Regions from separate parts of the Mus musculus genome. Here region 1 is linked to region 2. A link is a loop called in an ENCODE intact Hi-C map of the cell type or tissue named here. Cell type or tissue: heart. All regions are shown on one strand. Each heading gives the region's core, and the rest is flanking DNA. Links, peaks and the distances in the headings are about the cores only.

Region 1 (2,916 bases), core at 143-2,642, 330 kb before region 2:
CTTATATCCATTAAATTAATTCAGTAATTTAAACCTTCCTACTAAAAAAATGTGGCTGTCACAAATTGCTTTTCCAATTTAATATAGCTGGTATCATGTGATGGGTGGCTCCCATCAGACACTATTCCAGATTAGAGAAAAAGGGGAGCCAGTTGACAACTCATTACAAAATTCGAGAGGGGTCTTGCTAACAAGCCTAGCAAGAACTTTGAGAAAGGGAAACATCTTACTCGTGAATTTAGAAGAAAAGACTTCTTAAATATTAGTATGAATCCTGCAACATATAAAGAGGGAGGCAGAGGGGAAGACGATGGGAGAGGGGAAGAAGACAAAGTAGGGGCAGCCATCAGATGCGCCTCATAATCGGTTACCTCCTTTCTGATGCCTGCATTTCTTGCCCCTTGTCCAGAGTGTATGGAGGACATGACACCTCTAACTGCGCAATTTGCTTATCAAATGACCTATTAAACCATTTCCATGTGCAAAGTATGCCGATCAGATAAATAAAGGGTTCTGGTATGAGACTGGAGGAAGATGGCCCCATATTCCTCCACATTTCCCCCATAAAACATTCTGAACAACCAGGGCAGAGAAACCAATGACTAGCAAGTGATAGTTTCCCAAAAGACCCCAAATTAGGAGAACATGATGGCAAATCTCCAGTAGCAAGAGAGCAGCAGGTTAGCATATGTTCAGAGGATGCCAAGCAATAGCGCTGTCTGGTCAATCTGACTTTCAAACAGCAAGCATTGGGCCAGCTCAGGGGCAGAAGCACCCTTTTTAGCAGAGGTGAGTCTCTGGGCTCTGTACTAGCTGGAAAGAAAAGAAGAGAAGGGAAGGGAAGGGAAGGGAAGGGAAGGGAAGGGAAGGGAAGGGAAGGGAAGGGAAGGGAAGGGAAGGGAAGAGAAGGGAAAGAGAAGGGAAGGGAAAGAGAAGGGAAAGGAAGGGAAGGGAAAGGAAGGGAAGGGAAGGGAAGGGAAGGGAAGGGAAGGGAAGGGAAGGGAAGGGAAGGGAAAGAGAAGGGAAAGGAGGAAGGGAAAGAGAAAGGGAAAGAAGAAGGGAAGGGAAAAGAAGAAAGAAGAGAAGAGAAGAGAAGAGAAGAGAAGAGAAGAGAAGAGAAGAGAAGAGAAGAGAAGAGAAGAGAAGAGAAGAGAAGAGAGAAGAGAAGAAACAATGACAAAACAAAACAACAACAAAACAAACAACAATAGAACAATAACAAAATAGCAAACATCTACCTAGAAAACTTAACTAGTCCTCAGAGGGCAGACATTGAAGGTGGGAGGGAGAGAATGTTATGGTTTCAAGTATCTGTGTGAGGCACAGTTTGAGATAATGCTGAAGGATGTAGACACTCCTCAAAGCTGACAAATGAAGGTTCCCCCCCAGGACAAAGCCAGGACTCTAATGTGGACTAGGAAAAAACAGTGACGATTGTGTGGGGGTGGGGTGGGGGGTGAGGGGATCTAAGTAATAGGAATTTACTGTCAGGTATAGTAGTCTTATGAATGCAAGATCTTTGAAGTAGTGAGGGAACCCCATATTCTGCAATGTAAGCATTCCTGCTCCTTAACACTTTTAAAAAACAACCAGAAGAGGGCAGTCCAGAGACAGTGATTAATTTAAAAATGGTAATTAAAACTACTCTAAGCCTACTCCTCTTTACAAATGTTCGGAAAACCTAATTATATGTTTAGGGAGAGAAAGAGCAACAGTAGAGCATGGCGTTCAAATCACATTCAAATATATTTCAGGATAAAAGGAAATGCGTGGGATCCTGAGAGATAACAAAGGCGTGCGGGGGGAGAGGTTCTCACAGCAGCGAGGAAGCACAACCCAGTGCTTCCAAATGGGCTAAGAGACTGAAGGAAAGGAAATATGCATCAGGCTGCAGAAGCTTGGGAATTAAGGGGTAGACATTATGCAAGAATTAGGCATAAAAGACACAAATCAGCTTAGAAACCAGCTTGAACATCTAGCATTGACATAGACTGGTGCCTCTCATGAAGTAGAAGGTAAAATGATACTTAGGGTAGCTAGTTGCACCAAGTTAGTACAGCAACAACAATCTCCATAGTGTGAAACATGAGTTCAGAAGAAGGGAGTACTACAGGGAACTCTGATGTTACATATAAGGTAAGTAACCCACAGCAGGCCTGTGCTGTCTCAGTGTTTATCCGTCATATTAGCTTTTCTTCACCTTTTCTCATGGCCTTGAGTTGTTCTGTGTGCTTCTTTTTCCTCTGTTCCATGATACGATGTCACTAGAAGCTGGTAGAGAGAGACTGTGGGGTGGTATTGCTTTTAAAATCCAGTAGGTTTTAGTTTTGAGCAGCAGAAAATGCCTGGTGTGAGTGTTAGTGAATCCTGCACTGCTTACCATCACAGAGTAGTGGTGGTTCCCGAAAATGGGCTTCCCATAAGGATTTTTCATTTTCATAGGAACCAGATGTGGATTTATGCAGTCCTGACCTCTAGAGATAGCCTTGAGTCTTCTTCAGTCCTCCAGAGCCCCTTTCATCTATACAGGGATAGCAGCTGCCCAATGAAACTATCTCAAACTCCAGAGCTCTCTCTTATGTCCTTATCTAGATAGACCTTTACGTAGCTAATAATTCTTTATATTGAATTCTACAAGCTCAAATTACTGGTCTGCATTTTGTTGACCCCTTGACTTTGTCTCAGTCCGTGGGTCTACAGAGGAAAATCTCTATCTCTCTCTCTCTATGTCCATCTCCATGTCCATCTCTATGTCCATTTGAATCTCCATGTCCATCTCCCATCTCCATATCTATCTATCTATCTATCTATCTATCTATCTATCTATCTATCTATCTATGTATTAAATACACATTTACATATATCAAATAATTGATATTTATATATAAGCATACATACTTATATTTGTATATATAC
Region 2 (2,916 bases), core at 138-2,637:
TTAATTATTAAGGTTAGTAATTAAGGTTAATTAACTAGACAGGAAAGATAGCTCATTGGATAAAGGTGGTTTCTACCAAGCCTGATGGCCTATACTGGAACCCAGGAACCCATATAATGGGAGGAGAGAACCAAAATCTGAATGTTGTCCTCTGACAAAGACTAGTGCACATGCTACATACAACTCTAGCACAGCTAGAGACAAAAGTGAGCAAGTGAGAGGGGTCAAGGACACCAAAAGAAGCCCACAGAGTCAACTAACCTAAGACCATGGGGGCTCACAGATCCCCGGTCCAACAACCAGGGAGCATGCAGGGGCTGGAACTCAATCCTCTACACATTTACAGAGAATATCCAGCTTGGTCTTCATGTGGATCCCATAACAAGTGGAGTAGAGGGTTGTCTTGGTCTTTATTCCCTGCCATTGGATCCCCTTCCCCTACCTGGACTGCCTGGTTGGGCCTCAATGGGAGAGAATGTTCCTAGACTTGCTGGGACTAGATGCCCCAGGGTGGGGTGGTACCCCAGGATGGGTCTCCTTTTCTGAGGAGAAGGGGAAGACACAATGAGGGGAGGGATTTATAAGGGTAGGACTGGGAGGAGAAGAGGGAGGGGGGCTGTGATCCAGATGTAAAACGAAAAAAAATCACTAAAATTAAAAGAAGGATAAACAAGTTATATAAAGAAAAAAATAAATGTGGTAAAATGTTTTATAAAAGAGAATTTAAAATTGAATTTTAATACTAGTAGTGGCTTCATGAATAATACATGATGATTTGAGAATGATAAGGCACATACCTTTGTGTGCTTTTTATGTTTTGGATCTATTTAGTAAAGAATTCCACTGTGCCTCGCCCTGCAGAAGGTTGGCACAGGCTATTGTGGTGTCTATCATTCAGGCCCATCACAGTCCCTCTATCAGCCACTCCCTTACCATCCACATACAGCCCCTGCTGCCTAACACGCAGTCTAGCACGTTTTTGTAAAGCAAAATGAAAATTTATTCAAATCCGGAACAGATGTGAATAAAAAGAAGAGGGTAGTTTAAAAATATTTCTGTTGCTATCAGCAATCATTATGTCCCATGAATGGCATTGGCTCCTGCACAGAATGTGAATAAAACTGTCTGGTTATGGAGGATTTAGAACAATAGCAAGATTCCACTTTCAGTTCATGAGGTTTTTCTACTGGAAATTCATTTTGATCTCTAAACTACATTTTAAAGAAATTAGAAAGTTAAACTTTATATAAATCATGATTTTTTTTTTTTCTGTATGCTTCCACAGGTACGGCTACGCACAAAATATTGCAAAAGCTGTTCCTAATCTAATTTAAAATATTTCTTAGGGTTGGAGAGATGGCTCAGCAGTTAAGGGTGGCTACTGTTCTTGCAGGGGACCAGAGATAGATTCCCAGAACCATTGACAAGTGGCCTGCAACAACCTATTAACTCCAGTTCCTGGGGATTTGATGCCCTCTTCTGGCCTTCAAAGGCACTGCATCCATGTTCACACGATTAAAAATGAAAATAAAACCTTGTTCTTAAATCTTAAAATAATTACATTCTTATTATCGGTGATATAAAATTTTCCATTCAAACAGACACTTCAAATAAAATAATTAGAAATTTCTTCTTTCCTATGATGTGATATTTTATAGGGAAATAAGGACTCATAAATATGCACAGCAAGTTGATTGCATGTTCAAGGTAATATGAAGAAATCTTATGGGTAGAAATAAGGAGGTTTTTTCTCCTCTTTTCTTGAAGACAGACTGCAATTAAATCCCCAAGGCAGCCATGATGTGGCTTAGATTTGACAGGCTTCTCACAACTCTGAACCTGTCATAAGGACTCCTGGGTAACAGTTGTGACCCAGGATTCAGCTAGAGTTCCAAGGATTCCTCTGCATTAGTGAGTTATTAGTGGCAGCATCACCAACTCAAGTTTGGACCCAAAATGATACCATAAAAAAAGCAATTAAAAAAAAAAAAAGGACAAATACCTAAGGTTTCTAACAGTGATCAGGTTGAGTGTTGTGTCACACATCTGAATCAGGAGGATCAGTAGTTCAGGGCCAGCCTGAGCTTTTAGTCAGAAAAAAAAGGAAGGAAAGAAAAAGAAAAAAAAAAAGGAAGGAAAAAATGATTTTTTAAAAATAAAACCGAGCCTTCTTGTCTGGGCCAGTACCCTGAGCACACCTTGGGCACAAACTCTGCAGCTAGTTCCACAACAGCCAGAGGAAGCTCCACTTCCAGGTGCCCAGGATCATAGGATCAGAGGCGAGAAGGACACAACATCTGCCCCAACACCGGAAGTAACTGGGACCAGCGGAACCCAGGCCCCCAGAAACTCTGCCTGACCAGTGGCATAGGTTTCTTCCAATCTGGGCTAGTGCCTTGAGCAGACCTTGGGTGCTAACTCCACAGCCAGTCCCACAACACCCAGAAGAAACTCCACTCCCAGGTGCTCTAATACTCCCAGGATCACAGTATCACAGGGTTCCAGGAGCTTGGTCATACCAGGATCTCAGGGTCACAGAGGTAGCTTGATTCCCAGGAGCTCTGACATACCCAGGATCTCAGGATCCCAGGATCCCAGAATCACAGGATTACACAGATAGCTGAACTCTGAAGAATTCTGACAAAACCAGGATCACAGGAAGGACAGGCTCCATTCAGGCTCCATTCATGGCGTGAGGCAAGTATAAGAACATAAGCAACAGAAACCAAGGTTACTTGGCATCATCAGAATCCAATTCTTCCACCATAGCAAGTCCTGGATACACCGTCACACTGGAAAAGCACGATTTGGATCTAAAAATCACTTCTAATGACAATGATAGAGGACTTTTGTTTTGTTTTTTTTGAGACAGGGTTTCTCTGTGTAGGCCTTGCTGTCCTGGAACTCACGCTGTAG

What was found. A loop is a pair of places that touch in the nucleus more often than their neighbours do. Peaks named below come from ENCODE experiments on the same cell type or tissue, not always from the same donor. Only the 100,000 strongest peaks of a DNase experiment are listed, where the experiment ranks them.
Region 1: a loop joins it to region 2, with 4 times the contacts of the local background. A loop is called at or near these places in 4 of 42 quality-filtered maps.

What each region holds. Positions count from the first base shown.
Region 1 is chr1:23,494,288-23,497,203 of GRCm38, reverse strand. No RefSeq gene overlaps it. Among named protein-coding and RNA genes, the nearest start is that of Gm28822, 79 kb to the left of the region's middle. In heart, for the core only: a CTCF peak has its summit at 1,597 (motif pointing right); no DNase peak of the experiment used is centred there.
Region 2 is chr1:23,167,262-23,170,177 of GRCm38, reverse strand. No RefSeq gene overlaps it. Among named protein-coding and RNA genes, the nearest start is that of Gm30442, 45 kb to the right of the region's middle. In heart, for the core only: a CTCF peak has its summit at 1,488 (motif pointing left); no DNase peak of the experiment used is centred there.